Regions from separate parts of the Homo sapiens genome. Here region 1 is linked to region 2. The links are chromatin contacts, found by Hi-C or POLR2A ChIA-PET in ENCODE. All regions are on one chromosome and are shown on one strand. The core of a region is the stretch at or near the end of the contact, and the rest is flanking DNA. Distances in the headings are between cores, read along the strand shown. Region 1 overlaps ARHGEF12 (Rho guanine nucleotide exchange factor 12). Region 2 holds the start of OAF (out at first homolog).

Region 1 (5,527 bases), core at 2,552-5,051, 130 kb after region 2:
GGGGGCCAAAGATCACAGTGTTAGTTTTGTATTCAGTTTTATCTTTGCCTTTTTAGTTCAGTATAAAATCTTGAGTCATAAAGGTATGCAATAGTACATTCACTTGTACAGTTTTACATGAGTCAACATGCAGAATCTAAAGTAACTTTTTTTGAAAGTACAGTGTTGTAGTCTTCCTGATTAATGGTACATTTATATGATGTTCATATTCAGTAAGGTGACAAGAGAAGCTTTATTTGAAATCATTACAAAAATATGTTAACCTTGGAATACCACTTAACACATTGGTGGTTTCCGGTTGTTAACATGTATATACCATCGAGTTAACATGTAGGTTTTTTTCTTTTTTGAGTCTTGCTCTGTCACCCACGGTGGAGTGCAGTGGCGTGATCCCCTCACTGCAACCTCCGCCTCCCAGGTTCAAGCGGTTCTCCTGCCTCAGCCTCCTGAGTAGCTGGGATTACAGGCACCCACCACCACGCCTGGCTAATTTTTGTATTTTTAGTAGAGACGGGGTTTCACCATATTGGCCAGGCTGGTCTTGAACTCCTGACCTTAGGTGATCCACCCGTCTCGGCCTCCCAAAGTGCCGGGATTACAGGCTTGAGCCACCGAGCCCAGTGGTTTTTTTTGTTGTTGCTGTTGTTGTTTTTTAACTAAGTTTGAGTTTTCAGTTTAAAAAATGAAATTTGAGGCAAACATTCATGGAATCCATAAATGGTGAATTTTACATATGTTTCTGTGGAGCATTGCGATTCCAGGGAAAACAGTTGGAAAATATTTCATTGTACATATGTGGTTGCCTCTTCTAAATGTCATCCAGTGGTGGGTATGAATTGCTTCCCAAACTGATACGGGTCACAGAAACAGCAAGATAACATACTGGTTCCCAGAGGTAATTGAAGGGACTCTTTTGCATCATGGTTGTCTGACATTATTAGAAATGTTTCTTATATACTTGCTTGTTTCCTAGAAATTGACCATGACACATTTTCAAGAATAGTAGCTTAACTTCTTTTGGTCTTTTCTGTTAAAACTTGGTTTTGATGATGTTCCTGAGCTTTATTTGAAGACATGCTCCTTTCCCTTATAATAATTACAGGTTTTCAAAATAGTGCCATGTGAGTTAAAATTTTTAAATCAACAAAATTATATTTTTGCCTTCTTTTGAGTAAAATACCATCATGTAGGTAATGATATCCTGTGGTAGTATAATTCTTTAACATTTACAATATTTTCAGTTCAGTACAGGGCAGATCATGCTTCTGTCATTTACACTTTAAGCTAATTCATACAGTTTAAGTCAAGATTTTAAGTCAAGATTATAAAACTAGAAAGGGCAGACCCAAGATTTTAACCTAGATTTTCTGGCTCTCAAGTCCCCCATTGTTTTTTTTCATTTTAAATTATTGTCTTTCTTTGTACTGTATTTTTCTGTGCTATTTTCCTTTAGTAACTCTCCAGCTTGATGAAGTCAGTTGGATTTTTCTCTTACAGCATAGTTTCTAGTACCTTACCCATTCTAATTTTAAATATCTCTTGAGGATAAAGCTTTTGTCACTTCCTCAGGAGACTGAAGCACAGTCTGATAGATCTTGCTGTCAGGAAGTTTTTCCTGATCTTTACGTCTAACTTTTCTTTTAAGTTGTCCTGTTACTTGTATGTACTTGCTGTACCAGGCTAAATAATGCTCTCCTCCCATTTTATGTTTGTATGATTCTAAATGTTTCAGACGGTTATTCATTATCCTTTCCGGTCCCCTTCCCTTACTCTTTGCTTAGCCAAGCTGTATGCTTTCTGTTGATCCATTGTCTAAAAATCAGCTTATCTTAATATTTCATTAGCTTTTTCTCAGTTGCTCTCCTACTGCAAAAATATGGGTAAAGAGATTCTCAAGGTCATTTTGATTCACTTTTATTTTAGATAGTCTTTAGGATGGATATGAGATATGTCACAGTCAAATGAAACAAATTTATACAAACAGCATGATTACCAAATCAACTAATTAAGCAATTACTCATGTTCTAAAAGGCTTTTTTACAAAGCGATTCTTTCAAATATGAGTACCCTCAATGTAACAAATGTTATCAATTCTATGACAAAAGGGTAGGGTATAGAAATAATGTTAGCCACCTTTGATGGAAAATCATCTTGTTGCAATATGATGAAATACATCAGGAAGTTGTTTCTTATTTTTTCCAGTGGTTTTTCAGTTCGTTATCTTAAATTGTAGGTCAAAACATTCCTCGATGTTTGGTTTATTTTTACCTTATTGTTTTGTCTCCTCTTATTTCCACATGTTAGTGAAATAACAATGCTTAGCAGTATTTTTTTTTTCAGTAAAATGGATATTGTGAAAATTGAAATATTTTACTTTCTTGCTGTTGTATTTACAAGAATTGTTAATGACAAGACAGTGTAACAGAAAAAGTGCATATTTAGATTATTATAAAATCTGTAAGACTGTAGACCTTTTGAATACTTTATTAGCATATTTTCTTTAGTACTATTTTAGTTTCAAATTATTGAGATAGATGTCCTTGTTTTGTATTTTGCTAATATTAATATTTTGTATTTTGGTAATACTAAAATTTGCAAACATGCCAAATTTAGAGCATTTTACTTTTTCAACTTAGAATATCTGGAATCATCAAGATAGTCATATAGGGAAGACCGCTATAAGACAGCTTCTAACTCCAATAGAAGCCTATGAAGCTAGTGCCTGGTCAGAGGCTGTGCCTAAATTGCATGAGTATATAGTGTCGACTTTTAGTAAAAGAAAAAATACACTAACTTTACCTCTTGAATTAGCATGCACCAATGCAGTTTAGATTCATACCGAAACAGGATCTTTTACTAATTCAAATGCTGAGTCCTGGTTTTTGAGATCACAGTCACATGACAGGCCTGGGTGGCTTCTCAGTGTCTAGAGACAAGCAAATCTACTGGCCAATGAAAAGTAGGTTTCCTGTCTTGGACTGCAAGTAACAATTCATGCAGAAATTGGAACTATATAAGAGAGCCTGGTTTTAGTTAATGCTTTCAATTAGCTGCTTGTCACACTGCTTTTTCTTTTGGTGTTATATAACACATTAGAGTCATTTAAAGGTACACTCTGATACTACAGTTTTTGTCAAATATTACATATAAATGTTGATTTTACATTCATATACTCAAAAGATCAAAGAGGACTTTGTAGATCTTTTATGGATTCAAAAAAATGTAGATTATTTTGTTGTAGAAAAACTGGCCAGGCGCGGTGGCTCATGCCTGTAAATCCCAGCACTTTGGAAGGCTGAGGTGGGCGGATCACTTGAGGTCAAGAGTTCAAGACTAGCCTGGTCAGCATGGTGAAACCCTGTCTCTATTAAAAATACAAAAATGAGCCGGACCAGGTGGCACATGCCTGTAATCCCAGCTACTCGGGAGGCTAAGACAGGAGAATCACTTGAACCCGGGAGGCGGAGGTTGCAGTTAGCCAAGATTGCACCACTGCACTCCTACCTGGATGACAGAGCAAGACTCCGTCTCAAAAAAAAAAAAAAAAAAAAAAAAAAAAACTGGAGACTTCATCAGCCTCTGAAGGAATGATACCTGAAATTGATCTTGTAATGCAGAAAGTGGCTATATGTTATCCAGAAGAGTAACAGATACCCCAAATACACTTGCTAACACAAGAAATCCTGTGAAGGTGCTTAGACATACCCTTCCATAGATTTTAGATGGGTTATCTGCCTATGTTCCAGACACAAGCCGATATGTTGTGGTTTGCCCAGTACAGTCTCTGTGGTTTACTGAGAGGAAGTGGTTCTTGTGGGTGAAGGTCTGATCTTTTCAGAGATTGTTGGTGGCATATGCACTGTCAGCCTATTTCCTGTTTTATTGGCTGTTTAGCAAGACCTTCTTAGGGCAAGTGCTGCTGAAGAGGTATTTAAATATTTTGTATTGGCAGGATAGATGGTTATAATGATGTATTATTATATCACTACTTCTCAGGTGATATGAGAGTTAAATGAATGTTTGTGAAGTGCTTTGAGATCTTAGGATGAAAAGTACAGACATGTTCTTAGTCATTTGCAGGTTACTGCTATGTTCAGATATTGCTCTCTTGAAGTTAAAACTTGTTCATGTAGTAAAGTGTTACTCTATTAAACTTGATTTCTGTAACCATTCAAGTGTTGTTTTATCACCACAAGAGTCATGATTAGAATTTTTCCCCTTTTTTTCCTTTCTTTCAATGCTCCTTTATGATTTTACCCTAGAAGAGTTTCCTTAATAGATTCCTTGCTCTAGTACTGGTTAAGGCATATTTACCAAACTTAACACCTAGCAAGCTTGTCCAACCTGCCTTATTTTGCTGTTGTTCTTCTGTTTTGTTTTGTTTTAGGCTTTCAGCAGCCTGAAGCCATGGTTTTTAGTTTCTGTCTCTAGTGATAAAACGGAAAGAGGGATGAGGAAGGGGCTTTACTGGCCCATCCAGAAACAGAAACTAAGAACCCATGACTGTATTCTCTCCCTTGAACAACTGTAACTAGAGCAAACCTCTTTGCCAATTTAACTGGCATACTAAAATAATGAAATTGTGAGAATTTCCTTTGAGATTAGTAACTGTACCATCCATATACAAAACACTATATTGCTTTGCTGAAACCTGAAAGTGAGCAAACTGATAGAAATGCATATAACAGGCCGGGCGTAGTGGCTCACGCCTGTAATCCCAGCACTTTGGGAGACCGAGGTGGGCGGTTCAGGAGGTCAGGAGATCAAGACCATTCTGGCTAACACGGTGAAACCCCGTCTCTGCTAAAAATAGAAAAAATTAGCCGAGTGTGGTGGCGGGTGCCTGTAGTCCCAGCTGCTGGGGAGGCTGAGGCAGGAGAATGGCATGAACCCAGGAGGTGGAGCTTGCAGTGAGCCGAGATCGCGCCACTGCACTCCAGCCTGGGCACAGAGCGAGACTCCGTCTCAAAAAAAAAAAAAAAAAAAACGAAATGGCGTATGTCATACTCCTAAATATATATATATATACAGTATTTAGCCTTGGACGTTAAAAAAATTAACAATGAATGGGGGAAGGCTTTATTTAAAGCTAAATTGTTAGCTAATACGTGAGTTCTTCAAGGGTATAAGAATAGTTCTTATTCATTTTTAAGTAATTATCGGTAGCCTTATTATATTTTTATTTTTTAATACTGAAAAGCAGAAGGAAGAAAAATAAATGGCCCAAATGATCCAACTACCCAGATGTTGCTGCTCAGGTTAAACGCACACACGCATACACACACAGAAAATTCAAATCATATAAAATGGTATAAAAAAAAGTATTCCTACACACCTGTTAGTTTTCATACCTTCTCCTCATAGGTAACAATAGTTAATTTTTTTGGTTTATCTTCTGAAACATTTAAAAATATATACCAGCCTATAATTTTATTTTTTGCACCTACTCCATAATAAGTGTATCTGTCTTCTTTTGCTAGGTTATGCTGCTGTAGCAACACTATCAAATTTCAGTGGCTTACAACAC
Region 2 (5,851 bases), core at 547-3,046:
ATGCTCTATGTTTTTGTTTTGTTTTGTTTTGTTTTGTTTTGTAGAGACGGAGTCTTCCTCTGTCACCCAGGCTGGAGTGCAGTGGCGCAATTTTGGCTCGCTGCAACTTCTGCCTCCTGGGTTCAAGCAATTCTCCTACCCCAGCCTCCCGAGTAGCTGGGATTACAGGCGCACGCCGCCACACCCAGCTAATTTCTTTTGTATTTTAGTAGAGACGGGATTTCACCTTGTTGCCCAGGTTGGTCTCGAACTCCTGAGCTCAGGCAATCCGCCCGCCTCGGCCTCCCAAAGTGCTAGGATTACAGGCATGAGCCACCGCGTCTGGCCCAGACGCTCTATGCTTAAACATCTGCCAAATACCTGCTGTCAACCACTTATGTCGAGCATCATGTGGGCCTTGTCAAAAATGCTAATCCTCAGTTCTTTTCCCTAGAATCTGATTCCATGGGTTTAGGGATTCGGGAATCTATTTTCTAACAAGCATCCAGGTGATTCTTCAGGAAAGGCAAATTTGGAAAAGGCTGACTTGGTAGTCTCTTAAATTCCCTTCAGTCCTAAATCTAGGCAGCAGAGAGCGGGTAGCGGGAAGGGCCCCTGGATGATAGCAAGAGGCCGATTCTAGCCGGACCCTGCAGTTCACATGGCCCTGTGCTGGGGAAGCCCTAGAAGGGAAGGAGGCTGCAGAGAAGGGAGTTTTCACCCATCAGTAATCAAGGTCCCAACAGAAGTGAAAATGGAAGTCAGGGAACAATTGGTTTTGAGCATCTTCGTGGGGCTTTTTCCCTTGCCTGGGACTGGCAGGACAGTGTAGGTCTGAGCAGCTTCCACGATACACACGGGGACACTTAAGCCCAAAGAATTTTTAAAACGTGCCTAAATTCCACAACTAATCAGAGGAGGCAGCAATCCAGATCTCCTGGTCTTCACCCTTCTTATTGTTGGGGTGCACCGCAGGGCACGCATGTTTCCTTGTGGCTTGTGGGAAAGCCACTGTCGTGGAGCGCCAGCGTCCCGAGTCCCTGGAAATTCTCCCAAGTGACCTGGAATCCAACATTTCCCTGGATTTTCATAGTCTATAATAGAGAGAAAGAACCGGGTCTGCGGTGGTGGGCAGGACTGAGGAAAGGCCGTGAATGCGGGAAGCACGGGAGGCAGGACTGAAAAGGAAAGAGGCACAGGGGCTCACAAAACCTGAGGGCCGCGTCCCAGTGGGTGACCTGACCCATCAAGGTCTAACACCTGGCCGTGGCAAAGCTGGGCGAGAACCCCCGATCCACCCTCCCAGTGTGGGGCAGGGAAAAGGCAGAGTGCAAAGCGAGGTCTGATTTTGCAGAAGCTTTTTAGAAATTCGCTGTCAGAGAAACTGAAAGACCAAACAAAACCCCTAAAAATCCAAGCCCGATTATTTCATCCACGTGGCACAAAAGCAAGCCAAAAAAAAAAAAGCGGGGGGGGGGGGTGGCGGTGCAGGGCGGGGGAAGAGTCACCCGTCCTGCCCCTGCTGGAAGGAAGGGATTTGCCCCGGGAGAGCAAACTTCTGACTCCGCCTGGGTCGCTGACTCCGCGCGGCCGGGCGGGAGGGAGGTCGAGGAGGCCGCTCGCACAAAGCCGCGGAGCCGCTGCCCCCTCTCCCCGCCCCCTGCCCGGCCAACGCCGAAGTGCGGAGAGCAGCCGCGGGCCCTTTAAGGGCCGCGAGGTGCGCGGTCTCTTTAAGGCGGGTCCTGGTGGTTTCTGTTTTCTGAAGGAAGTGACGGGGGGTGGGATTGAATGAAAAGTGCAAAACACAGGCTCGCAGCGCTGGAGCCCGGGGCCGCGGAGCCGGGCCGGGGCAGCGCCGTCTCCGCCTCGGGGCCGCCGGGGGCGCCCTGCTGAGCGCTACCCACGTGCGTCCGCGCCACCTCGCGGGCGACCCCGCGGCCAAGGCCCCCGGCGGAGCGGCTCCCGGGCGCCCCGAACTAGCCCCCAACTTTGGGCGAAGTTTGCCTGCGCCTCTCCCCGCCCCCACGCGGCGCGCCGGGGCCGCGGACGGCAGCGGCCCCCGGGGATGCGCCTTCCCGGGGTACCCCTGGCGCGCCCTGCGCTGCTGCTGCTGCTGCCGCTGCTCGCGCCGCTGCTGGGAACGGGTGCGCCGGCCGAGCTGCGGGTCCGCGTGCGGCTGCCGGACGGCCAGGTGACCGAGGAGAGCCTGCAGGCGGACAGCGACGCGGACAGCATCAGCCTCGAGCTGCGCAAGCCCGACGGCACCCTCGTCTCCTTCACCGCCGACTTCAAGAAGGTGAGGCGCCCTCACTCGCCGGGGTGGCACCTTCAAGCCTGAGCCCCCCGGGATCCCAGGCGCTCTCTTGCCTGCAGACGGAAAGACGGGCCCAGGAGGGAGACGCAGCTGGCCCAAGGTCACGCCGGGCTCTTCTCTACACCTCTTTGCCCACTCCCCAGGGCCCACCCCTTCATTCTCTCCAAAGAACCCCTCTGCTTCCCTTTCTCACTCCCTCCTCCAGCGCTCCCAGAGCCCCCCAGGTGCTAACCCTCCTCCAGAACTCCTACTAACGACTGGACTCCCTTCTTGGAGTCATTCCCCTGTGCTCTAGTGGGAAAGTCCTAGGCGAAGTGTTCTCGCTGTGGGCTCTCACTGTGGGTTCTCCCTGTGTGATCTAGAGCAAGCAAGCCTCTTTCCTCCTATGGGCCTGGCTTCTCACCCCTGTACAGGGCACTGAGGGGTCTGCGAGGCCTCCCAGCCCTGACATTTTGGAGTCCCTCTGTCACCTCTCCCTCTGTTTCACTTTTCTGGGGAGAGCTGGTTGCCCCTGGTCCCTCTCAAGCCGGGAGAAGCCCTGTCTCCTCTTTGGTCTGGAAGGCTGGGGCGCTTGCAGCAGGAGGATCCTGGAGAGAGACCCCAGCTGAGGCCCCCTCCCTCTGGGAGAAGTGCTGCCCTTCACTCTGCCTGGCAGAGAAGCGAGCCAACCCCCCTATTTTGGCCCAGATTAGGGTTAGGGAGTTAGAGACCAGCCCGGTGGGTGGGTGGGTGGGTGGGTGTGGGTGTGTGGGTGTGTGTCCCAGATTACGGTTTGGGAGTTAGAGACCAGCCCGCTCTTGGTGTGTGTGTGTCTGTGTTGGAGGGAATAAGAAGGGCCTTGCACCCAGGGGGCTGGGGGATTATCAGGAAATGGGCCTGGATGGTGAGTGACTAACAGTGACCCAGCAGCAGGAAAGCTGGAGGAAAAGAGGGTGGGTAAGTCTTAGGTATTCAAAAGGAGCGTTCTGTCTCCTTCCCCCAGCTAAAGAGAGGCCCTGTGAGGCTCTGTCCCTGGGGGAGTGCAGGGGTGAAGCCGATTAGATAGCTGGGGGAGCCCGGGGCCCCGGGGACCCTTGCTGAAGCTGCCTGTCTTTCCTCCCTCGTAGAGACAGGGCGCTTTAGAGGAGAGGTGGCGGAGTTTGGGAAGTCAGTTAGGGACCCAGCCAGATTGCCATAGTTAGCAGGGGTGAGGGGTTAGGCTTGACCGCTAGAGGTGGGTGGGGTTGGGGGGTGAGGCTTGACCGCTGATTGCCCCAGGGCCACGGAGTTGGCACTGACATTGGACATAAGCAGGCAGATGGGGGGTGGGGTAGTGAGCGTTCACAAATGGGAAGACTTTGTAGCCCATCCTTACTCCGCAGGCCTAAGCTAGGCACCCTGCCTCCCCACCTAAACCCTAGGAGAATTTTATCAAGTGTGTTCTGTTCCTGAAAAATCTATGTTAGTGGCTGGATCCATCAGGAATCGGGGATCTAATCTTCTGTCCAAGCCCTTTGTCCTTGAAAGTTAGCCTTAGGCCAGGCTGTGAGGCTCCCAACCCCCTGCCCACTGGATGTCATCTTGTGGCTGCACTAGAATCCTGCAGAGAGACTTCCCTGGCTGTGGCCAGGACAGTGAAAGGCAATGGGTAGGGCTGAGCTTTTATAGCCTTTAGCTACATCTGGAAGGTTTTTATTGCTGTGATCTGAAGGGAGAGGCTAAGAAGTACCCAGGTAGCTGTGATGTGCTGGCAGTAGTGGCTGATGGCGGGGGTGGGGTGCTGGGGATTGGAGTGAGGGTATGCTGGTCATCTGACTGCCCAGTTAGAAAATGCATCTGGAGATTGTGAGCACCTCATTTGAATCTCTACAGTGGTTCAGACCTCCACCCAGGTTTCTAAAGTCTGATTTTCAGGTTAGCCTCTGACCCAGAAGCTACCATTTCATACCCACCTCTGGCATCTCCAATTTCATCAGCAAGGGAGGGAATTGGGAGTGGAAGACACCGAAAGGAAACCAGCTTTCCCAAGTCCCTTTAACTCCAGGTTTCTCCATTGGCCTAGGACGGGGTGGAGTTGGAGAGTGCAGTGTGGGGGAGAATAGCCTTACCCTCACCCAGGCCACTCACTCACTGCCTGCACTGGCCACAGCAGCTTCTATGTCCAGATCCTTCTAGGGTGGGTCACCTCTCAGTTCTCAAGGCCCCATGCCTCATAGTGTTTGTCAGATTTCCATAAGAAAGTTTGGTCTAGAAGGAATGATTTTTCCTATAAGAAAAAGACTTCGGCTCGGTGTGGTGGCTCACATCTGTAATCCCAGGATTTGGGGAGGCTGAGGCAGGCTTATCGCTTGAAACCAGGAATATGAAATCTTCAGGCCAAACGAGACCCCTGTCTCTACAAAAAATTTAAAAATTAGCGGAGCACGCTGGTGTGTGCCTTGTAGTCCCAGCTATTCAAGGAGGCTGAGGCAGGAAAACCACTTGAGCCCAGGAGCTGAGGCTGCACTGAGCTGCAATTGTACTACTGCACTCCAGCCTGGGAAGTCACGCTTTTTGTGTTTCTTGTACCAAACTCATTTGCAGTGATTTGGGAAAAGTCCTCATCTACTTGGGAAGAGCCTTGTTTGCCATTTGATCACGTTGGGGAGAACAGTCCAGACTGAATGAGACAGACTTGGTTTACCACTTATTAGCAGGTTCACCCTGGGCAAGCTACTTGATCTCTCCAGACCTTCATTTCTTCATCTATAAAATGGGGATAATAATAGCACATATCCCACAGTTAGTAGTGCCTATGACATCCTTACTCTGTATTAGATACTGTGTTAAGGGCTCAAGACATAGGAGCTGTTAGCTTTGCAATTGTGGCTCACACAGCATTTCAGCAAGGATCCTCTCTGCTAAACTTGGACTCAAAGACATTGAACAACGGACCCAAGGTCATGCAGAAAAGTCAGTACTGAGCCTGGAGGATCCTTGAGCTCTTCATCTTAACCTTCTCCTTGAAGTGCCAAAATTGCTGGCCAGCCCCTCAGAGCAGGAGCAGCCATCCTTGTCCTGACAGTCCACCCAGGGCAGCAGTGAGCCTCCCTGTGTGGGATGGGACCAAGGCTTCTGTCTGATTCCCAACCCTATCCAGCCCCCTCTCTCCAGCCCTTCCCACCTGTTTGCCTCTACCCGCGTCAGAGTTCTGACAGTCTAACTCTCTCCCACACTACTGCTCTGGACCTTGACGCAGCAAAGCAGTCACAGTCGTCAACCCACTGGAGGACACATAGCCTGGAGCCCAGGTGAGGCTTGCAGACTCAGTAGCTTGGAGCTATCAGATGGCCATCCTGCATTACTGCAAGCCCTGCCCAGAGGCTGAGTGAAGGCCATCAGGCTGACCGAGCCACAGCTCTGAAAGAATGCCGCAGCTCAGTGGCTCCCAGCTTTGCCGCACCTCACAATCACCTGGGGAGCTTTGAAAATTCCCACTGCCTGGGCTGCACACCCTACCAGTGAAATCAGAATATCTCAGGGTGGGAGTCAGGCAGCAGTCGTTTTGGTTTTGTTTTTTCTTTTAAAGAACCCAGGTGA

The links. A loop is a pair of places that touch in the nucleus more often than their neighbours do. ChIA-PET counts read pairs that join two places held with the same protein, here RNA polymerase II (POLR2A). Pooled maps may share reads with other maps.
Region 1: a pooled map shows a loop between it and region 2 (5-fold over the local background). The contact joins the enhancer-like site here to the promoter of OAF in region 2. A Hi-C loop is called at or near these places in 1 of 168 maps with a recorded cell type or tissue (naive thymus-derived CD4-positive, alpha-beta T cell) and 7 of 50 pooled maps. POLR2A ChIA-PET finds 5 or more read pairs at or near these places in 2 of 52 experiments (HepG2 and WTC11).

What each region holds. Positions count from the first base shown.
Region 1 is chr11:120,340,735-120,346,261 of GRCh38, forward strand. All of the region lies in intron 1 of ARHGEF12 (Rho guanine nucleotide exchange factor 12), which reads left to right. Among named protein-coding and RNA genes, the nearest start is that of ARHGEF12, 7.1 kb to the left of the region's middle. Within about 2 kb of position 3,802, at least 3 of the 41 ENCODE cell types and tissues checked have a DNase peak (open chromatin) inside an H3K27ac peak, as active enhancers do.
Region 2 is chr11:120,209,236-120,215,086 of GRCh38, forward strand. OAF (out at first homolog) reads left to right here and starts at 1,797. Exons shown (of 4, transcript NM_178507.4): 1 at 1,797-2,275. The coding sequence starts at 2,045. RefSeq lists an enhancer at 550-1,091 and silencers at 1,425-1,684, 1,865-1,914, 2,005-2,114.